Regions from separate parts of the Homo sapiens genome. Here region 1 is linked to region 2. A link is an interaction called in ENCODE POLR2A ChIA-PET data of the cell type or tissue named here. Cell type or tissue: K562. All regions are shown on one strand.

Region 1 (8,000 bases), 140 kb after region 2:
TTCAATTTTTTGTAGCAATAGGAGTCTCACTGTTTTTCTCAGGCTGGTTTCAAACTCCTGGGCTCAAGCAATCCCCTACCTTGGCCTCTCAAAGTGCTGGGATTACAGGCATGAGCCACCATACTGGGCTCAAGAAAATCTATGTCTAGAGTTACTCACTCATACAGCTGGAAAGCTGGTGCTGGCTGTAGGTGGGGGCCTCAGTTCCTCTCTACATGGATCTCTCCACAGAGCTGCTCGAGTGTCCTCTGGAAGCTGTCCAGGAAGCTGAGGCAGAAGCTGTGATGCCTTTTATAACCGAGCCTTGGAAGCCACACACCTTTGCTTCCACTACATTCTATTGGTTATGGCAACTACAAAGGTTTGCCCAGGTTCAAGCAGAGGGAATTGACCCTACCTCTCAAAGGAGGATGCTAACATCGCATTATAAGAAGAGCATGGGAAATGGGATATATCAGTGCTTCCATCTTTAGAAAATACAGTCTGCCATAGGTTATTTCCAATATTTTGCTATTACCATATGTTAGTAAGTAGATTTTAAAGACTTTCTATATGTATTGCCAAATCTCCTTTAGAAAGTTGTACTAATTTAGATTCCAACCCCTGGTGATTGAGAAAGTCAATTTCTCTGTATCTTTACTAGCACTAAGTTTATCTTTTAATTAAAAATCTCTGCCAATTTGATATGCAAGAAATGGTATGTCATTGTTTTAAGAAAATTCCTTCTAAGAAAGCATAAGAGCTAAATTTGAGTAGCGGTATCTATATTAGTTTGCTAGTTTAGTTGCTATATTAGTTTCTGCCATAAGAAAATACCACAAACTGGGTCGCTTAAACAACAGAAATTTATTGTCTCATAGTTCTGGAGGCTGCAAGTCTAAGATCAAAGTATCACAGGTTTTTTTCTCCTGAGGCCTCTTTCCTTGACTTGCAGACGGCCGCCTTCTCACTGCTGCCTTTCCTCTGCACACGCATCCCTGATGTCTCTTCTTTTTCTTTTTTTTTCTTTTTTTAAGACAGAGTTTCACTCTTGTTGCCCAGGCTGGAGTGCAGTGGCACGATCTCAGCTCACTGCAACCTCCACTTCCTGGGTTCAAGTGATTCTCCTGCCTCAGCCTCCTGAGTAGCTGGGATTACAGGCGCCCACAACCACGCCCAGCTAATTTTTGTATTTTTAGTAAAGACAGGGTTTCACCATGTTGGCCAGTCTGGTCACAAACTCCTGACCTCAGGCAATCCTCCCGCCTTAGCCTCCCAAATTGCTGGGATTACAGGCGTGAGCCACCATACGCGGCCTGTCTCTTCTTTTACTTATGATACCAGTCATGTTGGATTAAGGCCCTTATGACCTCCTTTAATCTTAATTACCTCTTTAAAGGTCCTATCTCCAAATATAATCACACTGGGGACTAGGGCTTCATCATATAAGTTTTGGGGGGACACAGTTCAGTCTATAACAGCACCTTTACTGATTTGCTGAGTAATCTTGGGACAGCCACATATCTCTCTGAGCCTCAGTTTTCTTATCTGTTTAATGGAGAGATACCACATTTCCTTTTCCTCTTTCTCAATGGGTTGTCATGACAAATTAGATAGAACCTGTGGAGCTGAGCGTGGTGGCTCATGCCTGTAATCCTAGCACTTTTCAAGGCCGAGGCAGGCGGATTGCTTGAGCCCAGGAATTTGAGAACAGCCTGGGCAACATGGTGCAATCCCATCTCTACAAAAAATTTAAAAAATTAGCCAGTCATGGCCGGGCGTGGTGGCTCACGCCTGTAATCCCAGCACTTTGGGAGGCCGAGGCAAGTGGATCACTAGATAAGGAGATCGAGACCATCCTGGCTAACACAGTGAAACCCCGTCTCTACTAAAAAAATACAAACAAAAAAAAAATTAGCCAGGCGCAGTGGCGGGCGCCTGTAGTCCCAGCTACTCGGGAGGTTGAGGCAGGAGAAAGACGTGAACCCGGGAGGCGGAGCTTTCAGTGAGCCGAGATTGTGCCACTGCACTCCAGCCTGGGCGAAAGAGAGAGACTCCATCTCAAAACAAACAAACAAACAAAAATTACCCACGCATGGTGGCATGTTTCTGTGGTCCCAGCTACTCAGGAGACTGAGGTGGAAGGATTACTTGATCCCAGAGGGTTAAGGCTTCAGTGAGCCACGATCATGCCAGTATACTCCAGCCTGGGCTGCAGAGCAAGACCCTGCCTCAGAAAAATAAAAGGAACATGTGAAAGGGTTCTGGAGAATATAATTATTAACACATAAAATGCTTACAATTTGGGTCTCAATTCTGAGTTTGCACAACATGAGATACCCTTTGTTGACCTGAGTGGTACGCTGATAGTGTAGATGGATGTATCAGTTATGTAATGCTGTGTAACAAACCATCCCTAAACTTAGTGACTTAGAACAGCTGTTTATTATTCTTGCAATTCTGTGGGTTGGCTAGATGGTTCCTCTGCTGTTTTCATTCACACAGCAACAGTCTGCTAATGGCTTCGCTGGGTTAGGTGGTCTAGACTGGCTGGGGTGCCTGGGCCTCTCTCTTCCTGTGGTCTTTCAGGCCAGGTTCCTCACGTAATTATGAAAGCACTCCAAAAGCACGAAAGCAGAAGCCCAGCCTCAGAAGCTGCCCAGCATCACTTTTTTTTTTTTTGAGATGGAGTCTCACTCTGTCACCAAGGCTGGAGTGCAATGGCGTGATCATAGCTTACTGCAACCTTGGCCCCCTGGGCTCAAGTGATCCTCCCACCTCAGCCTCCAGAGTAGCTGGGACTACAGGTACATACCACCATGCCTGGCTAAATTTTAAAAAAATTTTTTTGTAGAGACTGGATTTTACCATTGCCCAGGCTGATCTCAAACTCTTGGCCTCAAGCGATCCACCCACCTCTGCCTCCCAAAGTGCTGGGATTTCAGGCATTAGCCACCACGCCCGGCCTGCTCAGCATCACTTCTGCCACATCCTATTGGTCACAGCAAGTCACAAGACCAACTCAGATTCAAGGGATGGTGAAATAGATTCCACCTTGTGGTAGTGGAAGCAACAAAGTTACATTGCAAAAGAGCATGGACACAGGGAACTTGATTCTGTTTGGGGCTATTATTGTTACAATTCTCCATGCGGACCCTTTGCAAAGCCCATATGTATCTGTTCCCATACTGAGTCAGCGTGCCCCACACACTCTCCCAGAGACTAGTGGACTTTGCCCTGCCCTTATTCTTTTTTTTTTTTTTTTTTTTTTTTTTTTTGAGATGGAGTCTCGCTCTGTCACCCAGGCTGTGGTGCAGTGGTGCAGTCTCGGCTCCCTGCAACCTCCGCCTCCTGGGTTCAAGCAATTCTACTGCCTCAGCCTCCTGAGTAGCTAGGACTACAGGCACGTGCCACCACGCCCGGCTAATTTTTGTATTTTTAGTAGAGACGAGGTTTCACCATATTGGCCAGGCTGGTCTCGAACTCCTGTCCTCATGATCTGCCCGCCTTGGCCTCCCAAAGTGCTAGGATTACAGGTGTGAGCCACTGCGCTCGGCCAGACTTTGCCCTTATTCTTGGCGATGATCCAGTGTCTCCCAACTTGCACCTAAGCCCATTCTCAGCCAGTCCAGCTCCAGAGCCCTGCCCACTGGCTGTGGCTCTGGTTTGGGGCTCTGTTTATACCCTCTGGCCTTGCTGATGTACCTGGGGATTTGAATTTGCATCATCCTGCTAGCCTTCCCACTCCTAACTAGCCCCTACTCTGTTTCCTGGAACTCAGCCCAGCCCAACTCTCTCAGCTGCCTTCTGGCAGGGCCAGACCTGCTCTTTCCGAGAAGTTCACACAACACCAGTCGGTTCTCTTGACCAATTTCCCAGGAAAACTGCTTAATACATCTAAAAGGGCAAAATAGTTCTTTCCACTTTGATTCACCTCAACCTAATAAGCTCCAATAATTCAGGCCTTTGAGAAATTCCACAATTTATGCTTCAAATTTCAGTCACATTTTTGTGTGTGTCTTACACATGTTCTTTAGAGCTCATGAGTTACTGCTAATATAAATCCGTGTGGTTATTATTGATAACAGCTATAAAGGAAGAGGTAATACCAAGACGGCAGAATCTCACAGCACGGTTTATTGGGAGGGCTGCCGAGAAGTTAACATGAATCACGTCTTCCTAATTGAATTGCATTTTCTGATGTAGCAGCAGGGCTTACTGCCTAAGGACCTTCAGAGGGCTGTAAAGCCAAGCATCATTGAAGTGTTTGGTAATGAAGGTTTGAATTTTAATAAACCAACTCTTTTGTAAGGGGCACTTTTTGGTAAATATATTAATTTGCTAATTATTGAAATGATTCTAGCATTGTAAGTTGTTAAGCAAAAAGTACACAATTGACTAGTTATGTATCTTTTGTGTAAAAAGGTGAGAAAATTAATATAGTATAATATGATATGATATAATATATAAAGTGTGTGTATCTCCTTTCTTTGGAAGCGTCTGCAAGAAACCAGTAATATTTTCTCATGGGAGAAAAAATGCGTGTCTGAGGCTGGACGCAGTGGCTCACACCTGTAATCTCAACACTTTGGGAGGCTGAGCTGAGCAGATGGGTTGAGCCCAGGAGTTCGAGACTAGCCTGGACAACATGGTGAGACTCTGTATCTACAAAAAATACAAACAATTAGCCAGGTACAGCTGAGTGCGCCTGTAGTCCCAGCTATTCAGGAGGTTGAGGTGGGAGGATCACTTGAGCCGGGGAGGTTAAGGCTGTAGTGAGCCGTGATTGTGTCACTGCACTCCAGCTTGGGTGACAGAGCAAGACCCTGTCTCTCCTCCACCCCTCCAAAAAATGGGTCTCTGGCAGCAGGATGGGAGGGAGATTTTCTAGTTTACCTTTTGTACTTTTTGAATTGTACCATGTGAATGTATTGCCTATCCAAAATTAAATCACTACTGCGGGGTGGGTACTGACTGGGAGGGGGCACAAGGGAGCCCTCCGGGGCCCTGGACGTCTTCTGAGCCTTCATTCTGGATCTTGATGGTTACGTGGGTGAACACACATGAAAAGTCATCAATCCATACACTTAAGTTCTATGCACTTTATTTTAAATTATGCTTCAAAAAAAGTGATGTATTCTAATGACATGATAAAATACAGTCAGCCCTCCATATCTGTGGGTTCCATATCCACAGATTTAACCAACCATGAATCAAAAATATTTTTTAAAATGGGTGTTTGCATCTGTACTGAATACATATAGACTTTAAAAAGAATCATTATTCTTCCAGCCTGAGGAACATGGCAAAACCCCATCTCTACCAAAAATACAAAAAAATTAGCTGAATGTGGTGGCATGTGCCTGTAGTCCCAGCTACTCAGGAGACCGAGGTGGGAGGATTACTTGAGCCTGGGAGATGGAGACTGCAGTGAGCCGAGATTAGGCCACTGCACTTCAACCTGGGTGATGGTGTGAGACCCTGTCTCAAAAAAAAAAATCATTGTTCTCTAAACAATATAGCCTAACAACTATTTACGTATACATATACTTTTTTTTTTTTTTGAGACAGTCTCACTATTGTCACCCAGGCTGGAGTGCAATGGCATGATCTTGGCTCACTGCAACTTCTGCCTCCTGGGTTCAAGTGATTCTCCTACCTCAGCCTCTTGAGTAGCTGTGATTACAGGTAGGTGCCTGCCACCACACCCGGCTATTTTTTTTTTTTTTTTTTTTTGAGATGGAGTCTTGCTCTGTCACCCAGCCTGGAGTGCAATGGCGTGATCTTGGCTCACTGCAACCTCCCCCTCTTGGGTTCAAGCCATTCTCCTGCCTCAGCTTCCCCAGTAGCTGGGATTACAGGAGCGCACCACCACACCGAGCTAATTTTTGTATTTTTAGTAGAGACGGGGTTTCGCCATGTTGGCCAGGCTGGTCTCAAACTCCTGACCTCAGGTGGTCCGCCCACCTCGGCCTCCCAAAATGCTAGGATTACAGGTGTAAGCCACCATGCCCAGCCTATTTACATATTTTTTACAGTATATTAGACATTATAAATAATCTAGAGATGATTTAAAGCAGCAATCTCCAAACTTTTTGACACCAGGGACTGGTTTTGTGGAAGACAATTTTTCCATTGACCGGGGCATAAAACTGTTCCACCTCAGATCATCAGGCGTTATAGTCTCATAAAGAGCGCGCAGCCTAGACCCCTCGAATGCTCAGTTTGCAATACGGTTTGCGCGCCTCTGAGAATCTAATGCCGCTGCTGATCTGACAGGAGGGGGAGCTCATACGGTCATGCTAGCTTGCCAGATGCCTGCCTCCTGCTGTGTGGCTCTGTTCCTGACAGGTATAGGCTGGTACTGGTCCACGGTCTGGGGTTTGGGGACCCCCCCCCGATTTAAAGTATGTGGAAGGATGGGCATAGGTTACATGCAAATATGGTACCATTTTATATCAGGGACTTGAGCATCTGAAGATTTTGGTATCTGCGGTGGAGGGGGGACGGTTCCCAGAACCAATCTCCCATGGATAGCAAGGGATTATTGTATATTAAAAATAATTTTATGTATTTATGTGTTTATTTATTTTACTTTAAGTTCCGGGATACATATGCAGAGTGTGCAGGTTTGTTACATAGGTATGCATGTGCCATGGTGGTTTGCTGCACTTATCAACCCGTCATCTAGGTTTTAAGCCCTGTATGCATTAGCTATTTGTCCTAATGCTCTCCCTCCCCTTACCCCCACCCCCCAAAATAATTTTAAAAATAAAGTCAGACCAGGATATATTGCCTTGCTCCACAAAAATAAATATGTTTCTAAAAAGTTTACTCAAGCCTGTTTCTAGAAAGTGAAGCATAACTTCCAACTGGCTTTCATTAAAACGTCTAAGATGTATTCATGTACTGACTCCATTCAAGGAGTGGCAGTACTGGTGTTGGTCTGAGCACTAGGAGCCTGCTGGGGTGAACCCACCCACTCTCTGAGTCTGGGCTTGATGATGGAAAGAGAAAAGGAGAGGTGAATTGAGTCTCCTTGAAAGACATGAGAAATTAGAGCCGGGCACGGTGGCTCACGCTTGTAATCCCAGCACTTTGGGAGGCCAAGGCGGGAGGATCACCTGAGGTCAGGAGTTCGAGACCAGCCTGGCCAACATGGTGAGACCCCCGTCTCTACAAAAATAAAAAAATTAGCTGGGCGTGGTGGCATGCGCCTGTAATTCCAGCTACTTGGGAGTCTGAGGTGGAAGAATCACTTGAACCTGGGAGGCAGAGGTTGCAGTGAGCCGAGACTGTGCCATTGCACTCCAGCCTGGGCGACAGAGCGAGACTCGATCTCAAAAAAAAAAAAAAAAAAAAATCAGAGAAATTAGAGCCCAGCAGAGAACACAGGAAGAGAAGTCAACACTGCCTGATCGCCTCTGCATCTGGGAGCTTGCTGGGCACTGTGCATGCTGGTACAACAGAAGCAGACAAAGAATTCTTCTGAGAGGCAAGAGAGGAAATCAAAATTGGAAAACAGAACCATATACTAATAATCCACTCATTTGCTGAGCACTTTACCATTTTCTTTTCTTTCTTTCTTTCTTTTTTTCTTTTCTTTTCTTTTTCTTTTTTTTTTTTTTTTTAATTTTTGAGATGGAGTCTTGCTCTGTCGCCCAGGCTGGAGTGCAGTGGCATGAACTTGGCTCACTGCAAACTCTGCCTCCCCAGTTCAAGTGATTCTCCTGCCTCAGACTTCTAAATAGCTGGGATTACAGGCATGCACCAGCCTGGCTAATTTTTGTATATTTAGTAGAGAAGGGGTTTCGCCATGTTAGCCGGGCTGGTCTCAAATTTCTGGCCTCAAGTGATCTGCCTGCCTCAGCCTCCCAAAGTGCTGAGATTACAGGCATGAGCCACCGCGTCCAGCCCACTTTCCCATTTTCAATATCCTTTTACGCCTGTTACATAATTTGACTTTGAAATGACCCTATGAATGGATGGGGTGCATGTTCATCGTCCCACCTTGTGAATGA
Region 2 (8,000 bases):
AGGCCATAGTTTGCTGATTCCTGGTCTAGTGGGGGAAAAACATTTAGCACATCCAGATTTCTCTGCTCCATCTGCATGTTTGGTGCCTATTTTACAGGGAAGCAGGCTAAGGCTCCATCCTTCAAAATCCAGGTGAAATGCCACCTCCTCTTTGAAGCCTTCCCAGATCCCCTCAGCCAAGGGCAGTAATAACTCCATCTGCTGCCTCCTACATGATACGCACAAATATATTCATCACTTTTAAAAGCTTATCATAGGCTGGGCATGATATTCCACACCTGTAATCACAGCACTTTGGGAGGCCAAGGAGGGAGGATCACTTGAGGCCAGGAATTAAAGATTAGCCTGAGCAACGTAGTGAGACCCTGTCTCAATTAAAAGAAAAAGTGAAAGGCTGAGGACAGTGGCTCGTGCCTGTAATCCCAGCACTTTGGGAGGCCGAGGTGGACGGATCACCTGAGGTCAGGAGTTTGACACCAGCCTGGCCAAGAAGATGAAACCCCATCTCTACTAAAAATACAAAAATTAGCCAAGCATGGCGGCAGGTCCCTGTAATCCCAGCTACTTGGGAGGCTGAGGCAGGGGAATCGCTTGAACCTGGGTGCCGTGAGCCAAGTTCATGCCTCTGCACTCCAGCCTGGGATACAGAGCAAAAATCTGTCTCTCAAAAGAAAAAAAAAAAATGGACCGGGCGCAGTGGCTCACACCTGTAATCCCAGCACTTTGGGAAGCCAAGGCAGGTGGATTACTTGAGATCAGGAGTTCAAGACTAGCCTGGCAAACATGGTGAAACCCCATCTCTACTAACAATACAAAAAGTAGACAGGTGTGGTAGCACACGCTTGTAGTCTCAGCTACTTGGGAGGCTGAGGCACGAGAATTGCTTGAACTCAGGAAGTGGAGGTTGCAGTGAACCGAGATTATGCCACTGCACTCCAGTCTGGGTGACAGAGTGAGACCCTGTCTCAAAATAAATAAATAATATTATATATATTATATATATATTTTATATATAATATATAATATAATATATAATATATATTATATATATTTTATGTATAATATATAATATATAATATATAATATATATTATATATTATATATTATATATATAATATATAATTTATGTATAATATATAATATAATATATAATATATATTATATATTATATATATAAATATATATATTTTTTTTGAGACAGAGTTTCGCTCTGTCGCCCAGGCTATACGTGATCGTGGCTCACTGCAGCCTCCACCTCCTGGATTCAAGTGATTCTCCTGCCTCAGCCTCCTGAGTAGCTGGGACTATAGACATGCACCACCATGCCCAGCTAATTTTGTATTTTTGGTAGAGACTGGGTTTCACCATGTTGGTCAGGCTGGTCTTGAACTGCTGACCTCAGATGATCCACCCGCCTCAGCCTCCTAAAGTGCTGGGATTACAGGCGTGAGCCACCACTCCCAGCTAAAATAAATAAATAAATGTTTAAAAAGAAAGAACAAAGAAAAAAAATTTTTTTTGTTTTTGAGACGGAGTCTCACTCTGTCGCCCAGGCTGGAGTGCAGTGGCTAGCTATCTTGGCTCACTGCAACCTCCGCCTCCTGGGTTCAAGCGATTCTCTTGCCTCAGCCTCCTGGGTAGCTGGGACTATGGGCACATGCCACCATGCCTGGCTAAGTTTTTGTATTTTTAGTAGAGATGGGGTTTCACTGTGTTAGCCAGGATGGTGTCGATCTCCTGACCTTGTGATCCGCCTGCCTCGGCCTCCCAAAGTGCTGGGATTACAGGTGTGAGCCACCGCGCCCAGCCAGAGAAAAATTTTTAAAAATAAAGTTTATCATAAAACATTTAAAACAACCCAAAAGTTGAAAAGAATAATACAAACACCTTACTCATACCATCTAGTTTATGGAATAAAGCATTGCCAAAATAGTTGAAGGTCTCTTTCCACAAATCACAACCTCCCTCCCTTCTCCCCAAAGGTAATAACCACTTCCCTGACTCTGGAAACTTATTATCACCCTGTACTTTTTTGTTTGTTTTGTTTTGTTTTGTTTTTTTGAGACAGGGTCTCGCTCTTTCACCCAAGCTAGAATGTTGTGGTGCCATCTTGGTTCACTGCAGCCTCCATCTCCCGGACTCAATTGATCCTCCCACCTCAGCCTCCCAAGTAGCTGGGACTACCGGCACGCACCACCACGTCCGGCTAATGCTTCTATTTTTTTGTAGAGATGGGGTTTTGTCATGTTGGCCAGGCTAGTCTCAAACTCCTGGGCTCAAGTGATCATCCCTCCTTGTCTTCCCAAAGTGCTGGGATTATGGGTGTGAACTACCACACCCTACCCCACCCTGTACTTCTTTGTACTTTTGCTACATGTGTATGCATCCGTAAGCGGGAGATAGTAGTTTTTCTGTATGTAAGTATATCTGTTATTTAACCCAGTCTCCTAATAATCCAATCCAGGAGTATCTCTGTTTAGAGATTAGTTTTAGAGGGTGTAATAACTTGCCCAAGGTTTCTAGATAAGTAAGCTCAAGGCTGATTCCCAAGTCAATGCTTTTAACCATTGCTCTCTATATTCCTCTGGCCATGACATTGATCCCCCGCAGACTTATTGGTTATCTGATTCCCTTTCCACGCTAGATGTCAAACTGCCCCTGAGAAGAGATTAAATATGACCTTTCACCCTCCCCCTAAAACTCTTAATCTCTTGCATCCAACAGGAGCACGATCTGTCTTTATTCAGAGATACTTTCTTCTATTCCCCCGCAGCAGTCTCATTAGATGGGGAAACTGCCAGAAACTCACTTCGAGAAAGAGAAGGGTGGGGCTTTGCCTGATTTCGTTAATAGTTTGCGGCAACTTTTAATTATCCAAGTGTCAGCTTTACTGGAAAGGACGAAGCATGCAACCCTCAGGCTCCAAGATGTTGGTAGTGTGTGTATGTTGTGTGGGGGATGGGAGAGATTAGAGAAAAGGGGAACCTCAGAAAATCAGCCCCCCAGAACCAAGACATCCTTCCTTCCTCTTTATAGCCACATGGGGGCTGAGCTGAGGTATGGGATCTAGTCTAAGCTTAAGGGTAGACATACACCAGAACCCAATGAGGAGTGAGGGGTATTATAGTCTGCACCCTCCAGCAACCTCGAGGGTGCATATGGGCCAGTGTCCAAAGGGTGTGTGGATGCATTGAGGGTTGGGAGCATGATGACCCCCAGGGAGGGAGTATTATAACTGTGGATATTTATAAAGAAACAAGAAACCAACATTTACCAATACTTAATATATGAATTGACAATGGCACTCCAGTGTGCTTTCAAAATATCAGGATGTATTCAGGCCACACGTACAAAGTGGATTCATGGGTCTTGCCATCCAGTTTAACTAAACTCACACAAAATGGACAAAGGGCCTATTAAACAGATCCCTGCAAAGAAACCATGGACTAAAAATACTAATTATTCAAGAATAAGCAGTAAGAAAATGGCAGAGCTAACATTTCACCTACTCCCAATATTAGCCCTTTGTCAAACACATCAGAGGGGGAAACCTTAAGTCAAACTCACATTTCTACCCATCCACTATTGTGTGTGTGTGTGTGTGTGTGTGTGTGTGTGTTTTAAGTGGGGTTACCTGTTGCCCAGGCTGGAGTGCAATAGCGTGATCATAACTCACTGCAACCTTGGAGCTCCTGGGTTCAAGCGATCCTCCTGCCTCAGCCTCCTGCATAGGTAGGACTACAGGTGTATGCCACCACGCTCAGCTAATTTTCACTTATTTTTTGTAGACTGGGTCTTATCTGGTCACGACTTTAGTGTCACCACACTGTTCTATTATTTTTTCTATGCTGCATAATAAATTATACTATTGTTAAAGACTAGGCCAGGCGCGGTGGCCCACGCCTGTAATCCCAGCACTTTGGGAGGCCAAGGCAGGCAGATCACTTGAAGTCAGGAGTTCCAAACCAGCCTGGCCAACATGGCGAAACCCCGTATCTACTAATACAAAATTAGCTGGCCTGGTGGCACATGCCTGTAATCCCAACTTCTCGGGAGGCTGAGACAGGATAATCACTTAAAACCCGGGAGGCGGAGCTTGCGATGAGCCTAGATTGCACCACTGCACCCCAGCCTGGGCAACAGAGCGACACTCCATCTCAAAAAAAAAAAAAAAAAGGCTGCGGAGCACGATGGCTCACACCTGTAATCCTAGCACTTTGGGTGGCTGAAGCAGGCGGATCATAAGGTCAAGGAGCTCGAGACCAGCCTGGCCAACATGGTAAAACCCTGTCTCTACTAAAATACAAAAATTAGCTGGGCGTGGCAGCGGGCGCCTGTAATCCCAGCTACTCAGGAGGCTGAGGTAGAACTGCTTGAACCCGGGAAGTGAAAGTTGCAGTGAGCCGAGATCGTGCCACTGGCAGTGGCACGCCAGCTGGTCCAGCCTGGTTGACAGAGACTCAGTCTCGAAAAGAAACTAAACCTCACACTAAAGGTGAAGGAAACTTGAATCAGGAACCGAGAGTAATAGAGGCAATAGTTTTTCAATAAACTTCACGTGTACCAAGGGGACATGCTCAAAATGTTTTACTATCAGTGGCAGACAACTGATAAAAGCTTCAAGGGTTAGTTTGGTAATAGGTATGTATTTGTTATCTCTAGATCAGCCCCATCCAATAGAACTTTCTGCAATGATGTTTTATATGAGGTGGCCACTAGCCATAAATGGCTATTGAACACTTGAAAATTGTCACATCTATCCTATTTGCATAGCTTTAAAATTGTAATCTGGAAAAGGTTATTTTATTAGGCCTCCCATGCCAGATATTGCCCAAATTTTGACAATACTGGTCCTACCCCTTGACCATACATTCGTTTCAGGAAGATGACTATCCTAGAAATCCCAATGTTGAAGGAAGCCAGATTTAGGCTGAGAATTCCTTTCTCCTACAATTCTTTGGCACTTACCAAATGCTCAATAAATGCAGGTTAGCAATGCCTCCGCACAGACGATTAGAAGCCACGAGTTAAGACAAAAGGTTTTTATTCAAAAAACGCCAAGTATAAAAAAAAAAATAAGATCTCTTTTATTCCCCTGTACAGTATTTCACTCAGATAAAACCAGCAGGCTACCTGCTGCTCAAAACACAGCCCCAGAGAGGATCTGGAAGGCACACCATCCAGAACTGCTTTTCATAATTATCCTATATACACAGTCAGCAATGCCCCTCCCCATCACCCACAGAGCCGGGACCCACCTGGGTAAGTAGGTGAGGGGCCCCACAGAAGCCAGGGAGCTGCAGCACTGTCCCGCCTGAGTCCCGTCACCCCACAAACAGAGCAAGCGTCGCAGCCCTCCCCCAAAAGGTCCCCAAGTCAGAGGAGGAAAGGAGGAAAGAAAACTAGGGCAGCAGCTATGGAAGCTTGGAATAGGAAGGGAACCAAATAAATAAATAAATAAATACATAACATTGACCTCCAGGTTAGAATGCGCATCTTTCAAAACAAGAAACAAAAACAGGTAAAATAACTTAAAGGCAAAATTTCTTAAAAATTAGATCCACTACAATCTTTTTGTATACTACCATGCCAACTGTACACACATTTACAGCTTTTCTGTTGATTGCATTGTTTGTGCATTTTTTGTGTGTGTGAGGTCTTGGCTTTGAAACAGTTAAGTAAAAACCAAAAAGGAAGACCAGTTCACTCGGAGTTTTACTAAAGGAGGCAGAAAAAAGGGCAGGTGGCTCAGCGTTTGGCCCTGTAGCCTCTTCCATGGCACCTTTCATATGAAGGAGGGGGTGAGGGAGGACAGGAGAGAAAAATAGGGAACAAAACCCAGGCAGATTTTTGGAGAAGCAGCAGGTAAAAGAGGCAAGTTCAAGTATTTCTCCCAGCACAGCCGGAGTCCCCACAGAAGGCACTCAGAAAGAGTCGGAAGAGGTGACAGGGACTTAAAATGGTGCTAGTCCTATCCCATCCCAACCTGTTTCCCCCCTACCTGACCCATCGCGGCATTCAGCAGAACTCATGATGAAGGAAACAGTTCCATGGCAGGGTTCTGACCCACCCCCACCCCCCACCCCCGGGATATTTCAGAGTCCAGCAATGCTGGACACCTATGAGAAGAAGAGAGTATCTATGGGAGGAGTTGAGGCCTAGGACCCCTGGAGAGTCACTCTTCCCCACTGTTGGGAGGCAGCCTCCAGGGGCCTGGGATCTGGAATGAGTTGTAAATGTTGTTCCTGTATCAAGCACTGTCCTGCTTGGCGAGACGTGTCACTGGTACTCGGGAAGCTGGAGACAGAAGCTTCCCCTCCCTCGGGCATCTGACAAGAGAGGGGAGGACCTGCCAGAAAGGCTGCTATTTGCTGGGCCCCGGCGACAGGCTGTGGAGGTGGATCTCAGCAGTTTCCTGGGGCAGGAGAACATCTTGCATCCATGGATGGTTCTGGATTTCTTCGAAGGTTGGCCTATCTGATGGTCTCAGGGCCAAGCACCATCTAATGAGATGCTGACATTCTGCAGAAAGGAGGATAGACGAGGTTATGAATGACTCAACTTGTTTTTACACTGCAAAGGTCTTCCCCATTTGCTTCTCAGAGGCCCACAAGTCTGGGGTCCCAGGGAGGCCAAGCATTTTCTAGAACACTGTGCTGGGTACCCTTCAATAGGAAGGTATTGACTAATATCTGGGTCCTCCAGTCTGCTTTCAGCTAAAAACTGACTCCCCTCTTAAACCTGTGGTTTTCAAACTTCAATAGTGGGGGCCTTTCCCACAACACCCACTCACCAGAAATAGGAAGGATGATGACAAGAGATTTTGATGAGACACCACTGAGCATGATGAAATGATTCAATTCACCTACCAACTTACAAACACGAACACCACCCACAGTGAGGTCACTGGTACCAAAATATTTGGAGCTGCTGCCTTAAAGAAGATGCTAAAAGAGCTTTTAACTTTTTACTCCCTGGCAAAACAGCCAGGAATTATCAGGTTTCTGTTGGTACCTTTAAAAAAGTTTTTGGAGAAGCCAGATTGTCTTTTCTTCTTAATATGCTCACACATGCCTTCCTCTGACCTCCCAAGGAAAGCTCAAGTGCAAACCATGTGATTTATGAGGCCAGCTCAAGTGTAAATCACTCACCTACAATTCTAAGCCAAGGGTGACAGAATCTACTGGAGAGTGAAGCTCTCCAGAATTTCAAAGACTGTCCCATGAAGACTAATAGCCCCATTAAGACCAATAACCCCATGGCCAGGGGTTTCCATCAGTTACCTGAAGAGACCCTCTGCCTGAAGAAAACCTGGCCCCTGATGATCTCTTCGTCATGCTCGAAAGGAATATCTCCACACACCATATCATACAGCAGGATCCCCAGGGACCAGACTGCCGCCGACCTGCCATGGTAGCGATGGTAGCGGATCCACTCTGGAGGGCTATACACTCGGGTCCCTGTGAGCCAAGGGAATAGAAGAGAAAACACACTTTTAGCAAAAACAAGCACAAAGAAGCTGGGTGGTATATATAACTCTTTCTTTTAAAAAAAAAAAAAATCCCTTCTCTCAGGAGCTAGGTGAACTCCATTTTTCCCTCTGGGCTAAGGAGAGTGGAGGCGCACCTTACGGCATCTCTCCAACCCAAAGCATTACCCACCTCTCTGCTAGCCCAAACCATAAACTGAAATTCTTTATGAACTGCTCCAAGAAACAAACACAGCTGGCCGCAGACCCAAAACTTGAGGCCCTGTGAGGCAGGACCGCCTGCGAAGGATGAAGGGATGCATGTCTGCACAACCAAGAAAGGTATCTCATAGACTATCCTTAAATTGCATTCACCACTGCCCAGGAGCCCGGGTGAGATTCTCATGGCCGACAGGATCCAAGCAAGGATGCTTGCACAACATCCTAAGTCAGGGTGCCCTTTGGGAGGCCTTCCTCCCCACCCGATGCAAGCAGGAGCAGACACCCACACCCTTTCCTCCCTAGACTGGAA

What was found. Peaks named below come from ENCODE experiments on the same cell type or tissue, not always from the same donor. Only the 100,000 strongest peaks of a DNase experiment are listed, where the experiment ranks them.
Region 1: POLR2A ChIA-PET joins it to region 2 with 17 read pairs; 25 of 35 experiments call an interaction of 5 or more read pairs at or near these places.

Annotation. Positions count from the first base shown.
Region 1 is chr6:37,034,611-37,042,610 of GRCh38, reverse strand. No RefSeq gene overlaps it. Among named protein-coding and RNA genes, the nearest start is that of FGD2, 33 kb to the right of the region's middle. In K562, no CTCF peak of the experiment used is centred here; DNase peaks (open chromatin) are centred at 220, 3,042 and 3,750.
Region 2 is chr6:37,172,456-37,180,455 of GRCh38, reverse strand. PIM1 (Pim-1 proto-oncogene, serine/threonine kinase) reads right to left here. Exons shown (of 6, transcript NM_002648.4): 5 at 7,284-7,460; 6 at 5,028-6,522. The coding sequence ends at 6,365. Among named protein-coding and RNA genes, the nearest start is that of PIM1, 6.3 kb to the right of the region's middle. RefSeq lists an enhancer at 7,946-8,000. In K562, a CTCF peak has its summit at 3,031; DNase peaks (open chromatin) are centred at 3,065, 5,264, 6,115 and 6,375; H3K4me3 peaks cover 4,061 bases.